Regions from separate parts of the Homo sapiens genome. Here region 1 is linked to region 2. A link is a loop called in an ENCODE intact Hi-C map of the cell type or tissue named here. Cell type or tissue: HepG2. All regions are shown on one strand. Links, peaks and the distances in the headings refer to the core of each region. The heading gives the core; the rest is flanking DNA.

The links. Hi-C counts contacts between places; a loop is a spot of excess contacts. Peaks named below come from ENCODE experiments on the same cell type or tissue, not always from the same donor. Only the 100,000 strongest peaks of a DNase experiment are listed, where the experiment ranks them.
Region 1: a loop joins it to region 2, with 10 times the contacts of the local background. A loop is called at or near these places in 3 of 110 quality-filtered maps.

What each region holds. Positions count from the first base shown.
Region 1 is chr20:57,347,649-57,355,958 of GRCh38, forward strand. RAE1 (ribonucleic acid export 1) reads left to right here and starts at 3,607. Exons shown (of 12, transcript NM_003610.4): 1 at 3,607-3,774; 2 at 6,384-6,480; 3 at 7,064-7,168. The coding sequence starts at 6,391. RefSeq lists enhancers at 3,238-3,806, 3,997-4,076. In HepG2, for the core only: a CTCF peak has its summit at 3,582; DNase peaks (open chromatin) are centred at 3,523 and 3,943; H3K4me3 peaks cover 1,777 bases.
Region 2 is chr20:57,491,310-57,499,641 of GRCh38, forward strand. It overlaps CTCFL (CCCTC-binding factor like), which reads right to left. Exons shown (of 11, transcript NM_001386993.1): 11 at 5,857-7,392. The coding sequence ends at 7,241. Among named protein-coding and RNA genes, the nearest start is that of CTCFL, 30 kb to the right of the region's middle. RefSeq lists a silencer at 1,631-1,831 and enhancers at 7,552-7,601, 8,050-8,332. In HepG2, for the core only: CTCF peaks have their summits at 4,099 (motif pointing left) and 7,681 (motif pointing right); a DNase peak (open chromatin) is centred at 4,102; H3K27me3 peaks cover 968 bases.

The sequences.
Region 1 (8,310 bases), core at 311-8,310, 140 kb before region 2:
AGATTATCCATTTAACAAGAGTCTTGGAATATCAGCTATAATATTTGGGCGAGCATACTGCTCCTCAGTGGTTCCACTGATGGTATATGCAAAAGCAGTTTGTCAACTACATAATCCTAAACAGCGGGAAGAGTTTATAGAGCATGCTGAATAACCAGGATTATAGAGGAATCTGTATCATAATAGAGGCTTCTGGAAGATACATTGGGCGTTGAAACATAAAATGCAACAAGTATTAATAACGAACACATGTAAGATACTCTGCTTGGTGCTGCAAAGCATATACATGGAAGTAGATACAAGTTTTAAATCTAGGAATCTAGACAAGACAAATACACTATTTAATGAGGCAGAATATGCCTCGAAACCCTGAGAGAGCTTTGGGAGGGCTTTTGAGAGTTTAAAGGAAAGATAGTAAGAGGAGTTCCATTGAAAAAGGATAAGAAAATGTAGTTGAAGCACTTCTCAGAGATGAGTCCAAAGCTTTGCTGGTAGGAGGGTCAGGCACAGGACAGACATCATGGACCTACTCTGTATCAGTTGTGTGAGCTCTGGTAAGTCACATTGAGAGATGACAGCGTGCTGGCAGTCCTCACAGCCCTCGCTCGCTCTCGGGGCATCCTCTGCCTGGGCTCCCACTTTGGCGGCACTTGAGGAGCCCTTCAGCCCACCGCTGCACTGTGGGACCCCGTTTCTGGGCTGGCCAAGGCCGAAGCCCGCTCCCTCAGCTTGCAGGGAGGGGTGGAGGGAGAGGCGCGAGCGGGAACCGGGGCTGCGCGCGGCGCTTGCGGGCCAGCTGGAGTTCCGGGTGGGCGTGGGCTTGGCGGGCCCCGCACTCGGAGCAGCCGGCCGGCCCTGCTGGCCCCTGGCAATGAGGGGCTTGGCACCCGGGCCAGCGGCTGCGAAGGGTGTACTGGGTCCCCCAGCAGTGCCAGCCCACCAGCGCTGCGCTCTATTTCTCACCGGGCCTTAGCTGCCTTCCCGCAGGGCAGGGCTCGGGACCTGCAGCCTGCCATGCCTGAGCCTCCCACCCCCTCCATGGGCTCCTGTGCTGCCCGAGCCTCCCCGACGCGAGTGCCACCCCCGCTCCACGGCGCCCAGTCCCACGGACCACCCAAGGGCTGAGGAGCGCGAGCGCACGGCCTGGGACTGGTGGGCAGCTCCACCTGCAGCCCCGGTGCGGGATCCACTGGGTGAAGCCAGCTGGGCTCCTGAGTCTGGTGGGGAGGTGGAGAACCTTTATGTCTAGCTCAGGGATTGTAAATACACCAATCGACACTCTGTATCTAGCTACTCTGATGCGGCCTTGGAGAATCTTTATGTCTAGCTCAGGGATTGTAAATACACCAATCAGCACTCTGTATCTAGCTCAAGGTTTGTAAACACACCAATCAGCACCCTGTGTCTAGCTCAGGGTTTGTAAATGCACCAATGGACACTCTGTATCTGGCTACTCTGGTGGGGCCTTGGAGAACCTTTGTGTCTAGCTGAGGGATTGTAAAGGCACCAATCAGCGACCTGTCAAAACAGACCACTGGGCTCTACCAATCAGCAGGATGTGGGTGGGGCCAGATAAGAGAATAAAAGCAGGCTGCCGGAGCTAGTAGTGGCAATCTGCTCGGGGCACCTTCCACGGTGTGGGAGGTTTGTTCTTTCGCTTTTTGGGACCACGTCGTCTTTATGAGCTGTAACACTCACCGCAAAGGTCTGCAGCTTTACTCCTGAAGCCAGCGAGACCACGAGCCCGCCGGGAGGAAGGAACAACTCCAGATGCGTCGCCTTAAGAGCTGTAACACTCACTGCCCGAAGGTCTGCAGCTTCGCTTCTGAGCCAGCGAGGCCATAAACCACCAGAAGGAAGAAACTCCAAACACATCTTAACATCAGAAGGAACAGACTCCGGATGCGCTGCTTTTAAGAACTGTAACACTCACCGCGAGGCTCCGCAGCTTCATTCTTGAAGTCAGTGAGACCAAGAACCCACCAATTCCGGACACAACATCACCTCTGTCAGCTTCATTTTCCATATCTATAAAATGGAGATAATCACAATACCTATCTTTTAGGGCTGGTCTGGAAACTACAGGAGATGGAGCATCTAAAGCGCTTAGCATAGGGTGATGCTCAAAAGAGCTATTATTACCATCATCGTCTAGACTAGAGGTTCTCAGTCTTGGCTGCATCTTAGAATCACCTGGGGAGCTTTTAAAAAATATTAATTTCCTCTTTTCTAGCCCAGGCGTACTAAATCAGAATCTCTAAGGGTGCAGTGTAAACATCACAGTTTTTAAAAAGCTGCCCAGGATTCCAAATGATCTACAGCCTTGGTACTTAACTCTGGTTCACGGCCCAGCAACCTCTGCTGGGAATTTGGTAGAAATGTGGATTTTTAGGCCCATCGTAGACCTACTGAATCTGCATTTTATAAAAAGATACCCCAGATCCTAAACCTCCTTAAGAAGGTCAAGGCACGCAGACCACACTGAGTAGTGAAGGAGAGAATCCAGGGTAGCTACATAACCTCACGAAATCCCTTCCTTGTGATCTGTCTTTTCCTTCACTTCCTTCTTCAGATGCTCCTAAAAGTAGGGGTTGGGAGGAAACAACCAACTGAAATATTTGGAGTGGGCGTGTGTGAGTAATAAGAATCCCTTAACATTTCTACAGACAGTTCTATTAGTAAGAGTAGTTCACGTATGATTTCACTTGACCCTAATTAGGAACAGCCCTGGCATCATTTTCCCCACCATGCAGCAGGAAACTGAGGCCCAAAGAGCCCCGAGGTGGGCTCAGGGTACCCCAGTGGGCAAACAGGGAGAGGCCAGGGCGGGAAACCCGCGGCCGACCTCGCCTTGTTCGGAGGCAGCGTTAGAGCAGCTTCTCGGAGGTTGGCCTTGGACGTGAATTGGAAGCAATCAGAATCTTTTAGATGTTTATACATGATAAATGCAATAATTAATTCACAAGAGAAAACAGCTAGCTACCTTGCACTAGCCCTAGTTGCGGATTGATTGACTGATTTGAGATGGAGTTTCGCTCTTGTTGTCCAGACTGGAGTGCAATGGCATGGTCTCGGCTCACTGCAACCTCCACCTCCTGGGTTCAAGCGATTCTCCTGCCTTAGCCTCCCAAGCAGCTGGGATTACAGGCACCCGCCACCATGCCCGGCTAATTTTTGTATTTTTAGTACTGACGGGGGGACGGGGGGGCGGGGGGGCGGGGGGACGGGGGGCGGGGGGGGCGGGGGGGGCGGGGGGACGGGGGCGGGGGGCGGGGGGGGGCGGCGCGGGGGGGCGGGGGGGGCGGGGGGCGGGGCGGTTCACGATGTTGGCCAGACTTGTCTTGAACTCCTGACCCCAGGTGATCAGCCCGCCTCGGCCTCCCAAAGTGCTGGGATTACAGGCGTGAGCCACCGCGCCTGGCCAGTTGCGGATTTATAAAAGCAGTCGCTTAGTAACTTGCAGCGGCTACATCAACTTTGGACCAATTCGCAAACTGCTGGTGTAAAGCGTTTTTGCGCATGTGCTGTCGCCTTGCGGGAAAAGGAGCCTTTTTCTTCGACGATTTCCGGGCGACGCAGGAAGTGGCTCCAGGGCGCACGCGCGTTGTTTCCGCGGTAGTCAGGGCAGTTTCTACCGCAGGCTTAAGGAGGCTTCGGGCTCCTGGGATTTCTGTCCGCGCTCCTGGCCCTCGTCCTTCGCGCCAGAGCAGGTTCGCAAACTCCTCAGACCCTTCTGCTCCCGGCCGCCGCTTTCCGCCGGGGCGAGACCCCCAGGTAGGCCCCGTGCCGCGCGCGTCCCGTCGTTAACCGCCGCCATGGCTCCCGCAGAGGCCGAGTTGCCTCCCGGGAGCGCGCTTCTGCGGGATGCTGGGGCGCGAGCGGGACTGTTGACTAAGCTTCGTTACTGGGCCCTGGAAGCGAGGTCAGAGCTGGAAATGGCCTTAGGGGTCACCTAGGGCCTAATCCATCGTTTCTCTTGTGGGGGAACTGAGCCTCTGGGAAGGGTCACATTGCGTTAATGCAGTGTGTGTCGCCTCTGTCCCTCCCCCTTACACGTCTGGCGTCTCGTCAGATACATGTCAGCTCCTGGGAGAAGCTTTCCCTGGCCGCTTTGCAGAAGGGCGTCCCCTTTTAGCCTCTTCCACGTCAACCTGCTCCATTTCTTTCGTAGCAGTTACCAGTCTCTGAAACTAAGTCTGTTTCTGTCTTAGCCCGCCAAGTATTTATTGTATACGTATATAGGTGCCACCGTACAGGCAGTACTTCTCCAGGCAAGTAGTATTAAACACCAGCCGCCCTGGGCCAGGCATTGTACTGTGGGACCCAGTATGCATTAAGGGAAGAATCCAGGCAAGTGGCTGCCCTCTTGGAGCCAGCATTCTGGGGGGGAAGAGATTTTGAGTGTAAACAAGAAATTCCAGGGGATGTGATGGAAGATTAGATATGTTAAAGTTGGCAAAGAAGCGTCTGAGGAGGTGACTTTAAAAAAGAATACGTGTGACAGCTTTATTGAAGTATAAAATAACATTAATTTCAACCATTGAAAGTGTATATTGTGAGTTTGGAAATTTTATGCAGTTGCGTAAACATGGCAAGTTCAAATTTGGGACATTTTCATCACCCCAAGAAGTTCGGAGGAGGCAACTTTTGAACTGGGATATGAAGATTCAAACGGAGGTAGCTGTGGGGAGGGAGAAGCAAATCATCCCAAGCTGAAGGAACAGCACTAGGTTTGCTCCAAGGCAGGGATGAGCTTGTTGTGTTCAGCGGAGAAAGGAAGCCAGCAGAGCTAGGAGGGCTGGGGTGCAGCAAGGCGGGAGAGAGCGGGAAGAGATTAGGTGGGTCCCACAGATGACTGTGCCTTCTGAACTTTGGAAGCTTCCCAGTGCTCAGCATAAGGTGTGGTCCACACTGACTAACACGAACGATTCTCACCTACCATGTTCTTTTTCCTAAGTTCATCCCTAATGGCAGAAATGTTCTCTCCCAACTTGAAGGTTGAGGTAGAGGAATAGAGTGAAAGTAATATTTATTAAGAACCTGTAGTGCTTTAGGCAGTGTGTGTGTGTGGCTTCATTTAGTTCTCATAACTCTGTGAAGTAGATATTAGTGTCTCTGTTTTACAGATGAGAAAATCAAGGTTAAGTGACCCGTCCAAAGCCGTGTAACCAGCACCTGGACTGATTGCAGAAGCCTTGTCATGCCTTTGTTCGTTCATACAGCCAACTGGTGTTTCAAGTACCTCTGCATTTGAGGGCAGAAGTGTGGCCGGCAAGGACCACATCCCCTCACGTTCACTAAAATGTACATGTGCTTGTAGCTGTTGCTCTGACCTTTTGTTCTGCACTTATTTTTCATGAAGCTGAGGAAACTCAAATGCCTTCCCCAAATTCCTTGCAGTTTCTCCGTTCTGTGTTGTCTTGTTAGCAAGGATGTCACTCAGCCATTTGGCTCCCTTTGGAGAGGTGACTGGTATGGAGGACTTTTCAGCGTAACAGGTAGTAGGATTGAAATGTGGTTTCAGTGTACGTAACTCCTCGGGGAGTTGGAAGGAAAAAAGAAGGGAAAAGTCGTTTATTGTACCCACTATGAACTAGATACTGCATTTTCTACATAATCTGATTTGATCCCCAGAGCAGCCCTGGAGAATGTGTTAATGTTCTCTATGTTTGCAGAGCAGGAAAATGAAGACTGGTGAGATTAGAGTCCCAACTCCTGAGTGGCAAGAGGCCCTGACCAAACCCTGGTGGGCCTGTTAGATTATGATATTCAAGAAAAAACCCAGGGTGGGAGAGGTTCTTGCTGGGTAAATGTCCAAAACACGATGCCCGACCTTTTTAAAACTTTTACGAAGAAATTGCTGATTCGCTTCCCGGACTGGTTGTTCTAGGTAGTTTCATGCGGATGCTGACCTAAACTAGAATGTAGAAATTAGTAGGAAAGTGAATGCCCACTAGGTGGAAACCTGAAAGCACGGGGACCTGCGATCTTGTTTACTGTTATATTCCTGCTGCGCAGCTCAGGGTCTCTATGTAAAAAATGAGTGAATTTATTTTCTAGCTGGTGCCTACAAAATAATCTGCAATGTATCCATACTGGTTTATTAATGGTAACAAATGAACCGTACTAATATGAGATAATAGGGGAAACTAGATATGGAGTGTATGGGAATTCTATCTTTACTATTTCTGGAAACCTAAAACTACTCTAAAATAGAAGGTTTATGTTTTGAAAGCACTCTGCTCATTGCGCTCTTGTCTGAAAAGTGAAGCCTGGCCTCAAGCCACTTTGAGTATTTCTCTTCTGCCAGTTAATTATCTTACCATTGCCTCTCAGTGATATTAAGAGAAAACCCATCCTTAACATTTTTCATTACTTTTTAGGTTCAAAATGAGCCTGTTTGGAACAACCTCAGGTTTTGGAACCAGTGGGACCAGCATGTTTGGCAGTGCAACTACAGACAATCACAATCCCATGAAGGTACCACGAAAAGCTTCCTGGGGCTTGTAGGAAGAGTTTGGGCAGAGTTTCTCCCATCAAGGACAGAACCCGAGATGACTTGGGAGCCTCCTTTAGGCTGAAAGCTTTGAAACTTTGTCTAACTCATGTTTCTGAAACACTGGAGCACAGAAAATGTGTCCCCGTACTTGTGTCCTGTTCTTCCTGGCCTGCCAGGTCTCCAGAATCACCCAAGGTGCAGATTCCGGTGCAGATTCCCAGGGCCTGGCCCAGCCAGGACTGTTGACTCAGAATTCCCATGGTTGGAGAGAGGGGATGGCAGGTGAAAACTGTGATCTAGCACTGTGGGGCCAGAGTGAACTGGTCATTTAGAAAACAAGACCATGGGCATTTCATTAGCAGCTGCTACTGCTAGTCCTGGTGGTGCTGGTACTTTCTCTAGCTTATTTTTTACTCCTGTCTTTGATCAAAGTAAGGAAAGGTCTAATTCAGTTAGTTCTTGTACACAAGGAAAGGCCACCGTGAGGTAATTAGTGAGAAAGAAAACAATTTGGAATGAAGTTGTGAGCGTGCATACATTTTAACATTGACTTTTTTCCCGCAGGATATTGAAGTAACATCATCTCCTGATGATAGCATTGGTTGTCTGTCTTTTAGCCCACCAACCTTGCCGGGGAACTTTCTTATTGCAGGATCATGGGCTAATGATGTAAGTGCTCCTTAAATACGTGTTCTAGAAATCATCTCTCTTTGTATGGCCAAGGTTAGCTTTAGCTCCGTTGTTTCCCAAGTAAATGAATCAGTTGGACTTATTTATGGCCTTTTTTGAGAAATCAATTTAGGGGGTGTGAACCCTTCTGAATGGCAGACATTATTCTTACACCCGTTTTTGTTAGGAAAGCACAATCATATGTGTTGCTCGAAATTTTCTACTTTAGTTCAGTCTCTTGAAGTTTATTCCCAAATCAAATATCATATTCATCCAGAGTGAACATTATACCCAGTGGCACACACCAACAAATTCCCTTTCTTGGCATCCTGACAGTGTTCCTCAGGCATGTATGAAACTTTTTCAACGTTAAATAATAGCACAGATTTGCCTAGATACTTACTCATCATGTACAAAAAGAAAGACAAAAAAATTACAGTTTACTAAAAGAAAGAAAACTCTGGTAGAAAAATAAGCAAAGGGTGTAAAGAGGGACTTCACAAAAGAAAGAATAAACCTGAACCATTCATCCATGCTTGTAATCAGATAAATGCAAATTTAAGACTTTTTTTTATTAAATTAACAAAATTAAAAGTTTAAAAGAATAATAGTGCCAGCAAGGATAAGCTGAAACCCTGCATGTATGGCTGGTAGGTATGTAAGTTGGCTTTTCCACAGGATAATTGGCAATAGTTATCAAAAATCCTTCAGCTTATACCCTTTATCTCACTGATACCCTTCTGGGACTTGAGTAGGAAATCTGATAATGTACTTCATCTGCATTATCTAAATTAACCTTTATAACAGCCAAAGCACTGTGAACTTGTGAAAATTTTGAAAATTTTAATATCCAGTAGTAATGGCAATGTATAGTATGTTTGTATGATGGAATACCATTGTAAGTTTTTGGAAAAGCTTTTGAACTGTAGCCTACAGCACAGGGGCAGCAGGGGTTAGGAGAACAGGAGGGAGGATGGTAGTCAAGGTTGAGCAAGCTTGCTTTCTACATGTAATTTTTAGAAAGATTTCAGATTATTTGCTGCTTAAAAAAAGGATGTTTCAAGTTGAACAGGCTAGTGATGCAGGTGAGGAAAGCTGTAGCTGCAAAAGTGAAGACACTGTATAATCTAGTGTCTTCCAGA
Region 2 (8,332 bases), core at 104-8,103:
TAAAAATACAAAAATTGGCTGGGCGTGGTGGCACACACCTGTAGTCCCAGCTACTCGGGAGGCTGAGGCAGGAGAATTGCTTGAACCCAGGAGGCAGAGGTTGCAGCCAGCAGAGATCATGCCACTGCACTCCAGCCTGGGTGACAGAATGAGACGCTGTCTAAAAAAAGAAAAAAAAAAAAAAGCCTGACAATGCCAAGTGGTGGCGAATATTTCTGATGGGGCTGTGGGCATGCTTGGACCTTGCTGGTGGGAGTGCAGAGTGGTGCATTCACGTCAGAAGACGGTTTGGCAATTTCGTATAAACATACATCTACCTAGTGACTTAGAAATCTCACCCCTAGGTATTTGCCCAAGGGAAAGAAAAATGTCTGTTTACACAAAACCTGTATGCAAATGTTTATAATGGCTTAATTCATAAACCTCTCAAATTGGAAAGAAAGCCAACGTCCTTGAACTGGTGAATGATAAAGCAATTGTGGAGCGATCAGACAATGGAATATCACTCAACAATCAAAAGAAAGGAACAGTGAGCCACCAAAGAGCAGGAAGAATCTTGAAGTCATTTGTTCAATGAAAAAAGCCACATGCAAATATATAGTGTAGGATTCCAGGTATGTGACATTCTGGAAAAGATAAAACTATATAGGACAATTGAAGCAAAATCCGGTGCTGGGGGCTGGGAGTAGGGGTAGTGCTTGACTACAAAGGAGTATTACAGAACCAAACTGGGGTCTGTTTGCCATAGTTAAACTGGACATTTACACCAAGGTTTCCAGTGATAGGAAGAAAGGTTTTTATTGTAGGGTGTCAAGTATGGAGAACTAGGCAGCTGAATGTTTAAATTCTGACCTCCCCGATGACTTGCAGGTAAGGATTTTTAAAGGTGGGTGGAAAGTAACAGTTACAGGCAAAATTATAAATTAATATAGAAGGTTCTATTGTTGGTTGGTTTAGACTTAAAAGGGCCAGCATGTCTTCAAGTGTAGGCTTACAGGTTGTAGACAGATTCAAAGGTTTTCTGATTTGCAATTGGTTAAGGAAGAGAAGCTTTGTTTAACGATCTGGGGTCAGTAGAAAAATGTTCACTGGCTAGGGGGAGTGACCGCTTAGAACAAAGGATGATGAATAAAGATTAGTTTTTACTTTTCTTAAATTTGAGGTTTATGTGTCTGGATCTGTCTGACGGGAGATCTTAGAGGGGTTCTGAGGTTTTGAACGACTCAGTAACATACGTTAAGGTGTGTCTTTGGGTTTTACAGGGAAAGTAAACATTTTGGGGACTTTAACTTTTTTAGTTATTGTCTTAGCTTATTATTTTGTTTTAGTAAGTTCTTTACTTTTGGGGCTAGCTAGGTGTCTGGATTTCTTTCTGAAGGAACTCAGGGCTTTTTATGTGTGGGGTCCACAGGCCCCTAAAAAGGGGATCCCTGTTCTAATTTTGGGAGCACAGTGGGATGCCTGGGGTGATGGAGGTGCCCCATGTCTTGGTTGAAGCGGTGATTACGTGACCATTCATTTGTCAAAACTCATAGATACTTAAAAGGGGGAATTTTACTGTATGTAAGTTATATCTCAGAAAAGTTTTTTAAAGACTTAAAAATATGTAAAACAATGCATTGTTGGAAAGTTGCACTAAGAAGAGTTCTGCTTTGCACTTCACTGAGCTCAAAAGCTGCGTGAGGAAACTCACTTCTGTTTGCCCAAGTGGAGGCCTCGCCTTCTCACGACTGATTTCTCATTCTTTATGGAATTAAAAAAACATATCTATCAGGAACTATCTACCTGTCTGCATCCATCCATCCAAACGTCTGAAGTCATCCTACTCATGGCAATACATGGTAAGGCTAATTTTTAAAAAGCACCAGTTGCTCTTATTTGGAAATGGGTCCGTATCACCAAAGGTGGAATATTACCCAGATATAAGACCAAACAAGCTCCAAACAAACTCTCAGAGTCAGACAGATGAGTTGATGAATCCTGCCCACACTCCACGTGACCGCGTCTGCCTCCAGGTGGAAGAGGAAACCGTGTAGTCAGGCCCCAAGTCTTCTTGCTGCCTCCCTCCCGTCCCCCGGGCCTTGCCTGGCCACTGCAAACCTGGGGTCTCGTTGGCTCCCCTCCCATGTCACCTGGGCATGCAATTGTGCTGGTCACTCCGTGGAGGAGGCCTGGCAAATTCCACAGCATGGGTCATGTGTCACTTCCAGAGGCTCTGGAACAAAGACTGGGTGACAGGCCAGCAGAGAGATGCTGAATTGCTCTTTTGGGTTGAACCACCCAGAATAAAATGCTAAGGGCCTGGCTACTGAGAGAATCTCCGGTTTTTTGAACATCTGTGAAAGCAGGAGGTTAAGTCTGCAGTGCCTGAGGCTGCTTGCACCACTGCGCTCCCGCCTGAGTGACACAGCAAGACCCTATCTCAAACAAAAAAACTCTTTAATTGTGCCACAGTGGATGAAAGCTGGCTGCAGAGTTCATATAGAAAGGCTGCTAATAGCTCCTCTCAGCCTCCTGAGTAGCTAGGACCACAGTCACTTGTCACTGCACCCAGCTGATTTTTTAAATTTTTATTTTCTGTAGCAATGGGGTGTCCCTATGTTGCCCATGTTGGTCTTGAGCTCCTGGGCTCAAGCTATCCTCCTGCCTCTGCTCCCAAAGTGCTGGGTGCCTGGTCTCCATTAAGATTTTTTATTTTTTTGAGACAGGGTCTCATTCCGCTGCCCAGGCTGAAGTGCAGTGAGGTCATTAAGGCTCACTGTAGCCTCAACCTCCCTGGCTCAGGTGATCCTCCCACCTCAGCCCCCTGAGTAGCTAGGACTATAGGTGCATACCACCACATCTGGCTAATTTGTGTGTGTGTGTGTGTGTGTGTGTGTGTGTGTGTGTGTGTGTGTGTGTATATATATATATATATATTTTTTTTTTTTGTAAAGACATGGTTTCACCATGTTGCCCAGACTGGTCTTTAACTCCTGGACTCAAGCAACCCTGCCCACCTTGGTCTTCCAAAGTGCTGGGATTACAGGCATGAGCCACCAGACCCAGCCTAATTAAGTTTGTTGATGGCACTTTTTGTCCTGACAAAGCGCAGTGAGCATCCCATACAGTAATCTATCTGCCATGCACAGAAAAATAAACATATGCATCTTAAAATGCTAAATTATGCATACTTTAAAAGATAATGATTTAAAGGAACCAGGTTCATAATCACACCCATGCCTTGGAAATGGTTCAAAAGTTACTAAAAATAGCATAAACTAGGCTGCTTTAGGAATTGGGGGCAGTGAACATGCAACCTGACTCTCTCTCACTTATCCATCGTGTTGAGGAGCATTTCACTCCTTAAACTTAAAATCTGTGTTTATCCGATACTGTCAATTAAAAATAAACTGCAGTGAAAGCATGAGGAGATGCGGAAAGTCGATTTGATAAGCCAAATGTCCCGAGGCTTGAATGGAACATATTTAAGCAGAACTAACAATGCCCTTTAGTGACTAATAGTCATAAAGAATGCATTTACAGGGACTATTCAATGGTTATCAGAAAAAAAATTAAACATTTATACTGGAAATAATATCTGGAAAATATCTTGCCATTTTCAAAAGGTAGGCTGTCAAACTTTATCATATAAAATGACTTCAGTTTCATCACGCCCATCCAGCCTTTTCAGTGACTGATCTCAAACAATAGAGGCTGTTAACATGCATCAGCCAGGTCTTAGGTTTGTTTAAAAGCCATCCTTTATATAGTAAAACTGTTGTCAAACAATGTTGTAATTTAAACACCCCCTCCCTGCAAAACAGAGATGTTACACTGTGCAAGAGGTGTACATTCCGGAATTATTTCCTGCTGGATCTCAAAACTATTTTAAGCAAAAGCATGTCACTCACCAAGCATTCACGAACTCAGAGCCAACTGGTGTCCTCACTCCCAGGTTTTGCAAAGGTCCCTTCTCTTCCTTGCCAAGGAAAAAATGTTCTCGTTCTGTATCGCGGAATTAATAAAATCGCCAAGACTTTGCTATAACTTTCCGTGCTTCCTACTCTCGAATAGTGAACCTGTCTCAATATCGGAAAAGACAGAAGCGACTGCCCTCTTGCGGGCACTATTGTCACTGCATCTATTTTGGTATCAAAAGCACTAACTGCACTTGAGGACCAGGTGTTTCACCTTCTTGCCAGGTGTGGGTGAGAGTCACGCACGTAACTGAGTAGGTATTGATCATCTCATCTGAATTTTGTTCTACATCTCAACAGGTGTTGCACACACGAAACACTGCAACTATTTATAAAAGTGTGCTTATAGGAGCTTTCGTCTTGAGACGGAGTCCCACTCTATTGCCCAGGCTGGAGTGCAGTGGCGCAATCTCGGCTCACTGCAACCTCCGCCTCCCGGGTTCAAGTGATTCTCCTGCCTCCGCCCCCCAAGTAGCTGGGATTACAGGCACCTGCCATCACGCCCGGCTAAATTTTATATTTTTAACAGAGATGGGATTTCACTATGTTGGCCAAGCTGGCCTCAAACTCCTGACCTCAGGTCATCCACCTGCCTCGGCCTCCCATAGTGCTGGGATTACAGGAGTGAGCCACTGCACCCGGCCTAGGAGTTTTATTTATTTATTTAAAACAGTGTTTAGATACCAACTTGGCTTGCGTTTTCAAACATATTTATGTTATCTGTTTTTGAAATTAACATACATTTGGTTGTAGTAAAATACATGATATAGTTTGGATATTTGTCCCTGGCCAAAGCTCATGTTGAATTGTAATCCCCAGTGTTGGAGGTGGGGCCTGGTAGGAGGTGACTGGATCACGGGGGCGGTTTCTTAGGAATGATTTAGCACCATCCGCTTGGTGCTGTCCTCATGACAGTGGCGGTTCTCAAGGAATCTGGTCGTTCAGAGGAGTGTGGCGCCTCCCCCTCTCTCGCTCCTGCTTTCACCATGTGACGCGCCTACTCCCTCTTCGCCTTCTGCCTTGATTGTAAGTTTCCTGAGGCCTCCCCAGAAGCCAGGCAGATACCAACATCATCCTTCCTGTACAGCCTGCGGAACTATGAGTCAATTAAAACTCTTTTCTTTATAAATTACCCAGTTTCAGGTATTTCTTTATAGCAATGTGAGAAAGGACTAACACAACATAAAATTTACCATTTTAGCTATTTTTAAATGTATGGTTCAGTGGAATGATTAGGTAGATTCACACTGTTGTGTGGCCATCACCATGACTGATCTCCAGAACTCTTTCTTCATCCCAAATAAACTGTGTCCACTAAACACTAACTCTCCATTCTCCCTCACCCCTCAGTGCTTGGCAAACATCACTTTACCGTCTGTCTCTATGACTCTGACTGTTCTAGATACCTCCTATAAGTAAGATCATATAATACTTGTCCTTTTGTGACTAGCTGATTTCACTCAGCATAACGTCCTCAAGGTTCCCCCATGTTGTAGCATGTGTGAGGGTCTCCCTCCTTTTGAAGGCTACATAATATTCCACTGCATGTATATACCACATTTTGTTTACCCATTCACCCGTCCATGGAATTTGGGTTGTTTTCATCTTTGACTATTTTGAAAAATGCTGCTATGAACATAGGTGTGCAAATACCTCTTTCAGACTCTGCTTTTAGTTCTTCTGGGTATACGGTATATCTGGAAGTGGGATTGGTGGGTCAGATACTAATGCTATTTCCATTTTTTTTTTTTTTTTTTTGAGAAACTGCCATACTGCTTTCCCCAGTGGCTGCACCATTTAACATTCCCACCAACAGTGCACAACGGTTCCAATTTCTCCACATTCTCTCCAGACAAAGAAGATGTTTTTAAAGACCAATGCTGACATATAACAAATATAGCAATTTTAAGTCATTTCATTTTATTGAATTATGTAAAACATCTTTAAATAACAGTAAAAAAATTAAGAAACCATTGCACAAATTCAGTCACAATGATGGCATACTACAGCCCACAGAATTTAAATCTCATGTGAGTTGAGTTAAATTAATTTGCTGGTACAAAGAGAATATAATGCTCTTCCTGCTGGGAAATTATTTCCACATATTCACATTGTATAGGGATTCTGAACTTGTGATATTTTCAATAAAAGGTCCATATCTTAAGAATTTGAATTTAGGGCTTATCAATGATCTTGAAATACAGGGGTGGAGACAGGTTGGCAGCAAAACAAACTGCTCAACTAAGCAATGAAGAAAAATCTGCCTCTGTATCCAGATAGAAATGAATTTCAAGTGTTAAAGAGGCATCTCTCACGCTGCTCGAGGGTGGAAAAATCTTGTCAACTGGCAAAAGGGAAATACTCACTAATCACTGGGCATTATGAAAAAGTACAAATTCCTTACAGGTACACATTTGCCTTATCTGATTTTATGTTTCTTCTCACTCTGCCAATTATTTTACAAATATAAAAAGAGTAGTTTTAGCAGAAAAAAGGGTTATGGAGTGAAATACTAATAAGCAATAATGGAATGTAACCAGGGCAATTTCATACCTGCCAAGGAGCATAATTAAAAGAGAATACAAAAATCTAAAGGTGAACCTTGCTCCTATACCAAAGTAAAATCGATTTATTCCTTATTTTCTAGTCTAATCTAGTATTTCATTTCCTACTCAGTTTTCCTTTTTATAAGAGTAAAACATTTTTTGGTTGAATTTAGAACTAATTAAAAGCATTATGGTAGCTTTAAATTTTGTAGAAAATTCATTTGTATAAAAACATTTGTCTTTAATGTTTAAAACCATATATTATTAGAAATATCATGGGTGTATATAATGCAACATAAAAATGTCCAGCTTTGACTGTGGAAGCACTAGCTGGTCTAGACTATTTTGAAATATCCAAAAATCACTACTCACTCATTGTGGGCCACCTTGCCAATATCAAGTGAATGAATCCATAGGTTTGAGGTGTTACCCTCTCATTCAAGGTTTAAAACTTTTATAAAATACCTGCAATGTTTCTTTGAAATATCCAGCTACAAACAGGAGAACAATTCTAGACACTACCTCAAACTTGTGTCATCCATTGTCATGAACTTAATTGTTTCAAAGAAAATGCTAAAAATTTCTAACTTGCTTTAGGAATTAGGGGCAGTGAACATGCAACCTGACTCTCTCTCACTTATCCATCGTGTTGAGGAGCATTTCACACCTTAAATGCTAAAAACTTCTAACTTGCTTTAGGAATTGGGGGCAGTGAACACGCAACCCGAATCCCTCTCACTTATCCATCGTGTTGAGGAGCATTTCACAGGTCACGCCTTCATCCACTTCCTCTTTGACTCTGGCTGTGGTTTCTCTGCAGGCGACAGGAAACATCTCTCCTGGGAACTGTTCTCCCTTCGTGGTGGAAGCCTCCTCAGCAGCAGCTTCTTGAGAAAAAGTCCAGGATGAGCAAATTTATCAGAAAGCTAAGGAATTGGAATTTATAAACTGTGCAAATATATTTTGGAAACCATCACTTAAATTTGAACACGGCAGCAAGCATGTTAGAAAACAATCTAATTGATAAGATGGTACTATTCTGATCTCAACTACTGCCTTCAGTCAGGGCTTCTTAGCCTCAGCGCTACAGACGTTTGGGGCCAGAGAGCTGTCTGCTGGGGGCAGGGCGCTGTTCTGGGCACTGTAGGATGTTAGCAGCGACCCTGGCCTCTACCACTAGATGCCAGTAGCACCCTCCTCTCCAGCTGCAAAAACCATAAAAATGTCTCCAGACATTGCCAGTGTCCCCTGAAGGTGACGGGGGGGGGGTGGGGGGGGGACACAGTCATTCCCAGCTGGCATCAGCTGCTATAGGTGAATGTGGATCTTACAGATTTATATCGAGGCGGATCTCAGAGATTTATATTGTGGCTGAGCTGCTCACCTAAGTCTTGTCCCAGTACCCATGTAATGATGCTGCCTACATGAAGAAAGCCAGTTGCCTGCAGGACATTTGTCCCTTTGGCCAATCGACATATACTGAGTACTGATTCTGTGGGTTGCGCGTTCTGCTAGGGATGCTGGGGCCAGCGCCAGGCGTGTATCCATAACCTGCTCCCCCTCCAGCAGCTCAGGAGCCAGTCTGCACAACTTAGTGGGTTTAAAACAGACCACTGTGAGCCGACCCATATTCAACCCTCTACTGTCCCCAACCTTTTCAGTACCAGGGAACACTCTTGTGGAAGACAATTTTTCCATGGACTGGTTGGGGTGCGGGGGTTGGTTGTGGGATGGTTCAAGCACATTACATTTCTTATGTACTTTATTTTTATTATTACATTGTGATATATAATGAAATAATTATACAGCTCACCATAATGTAGAATC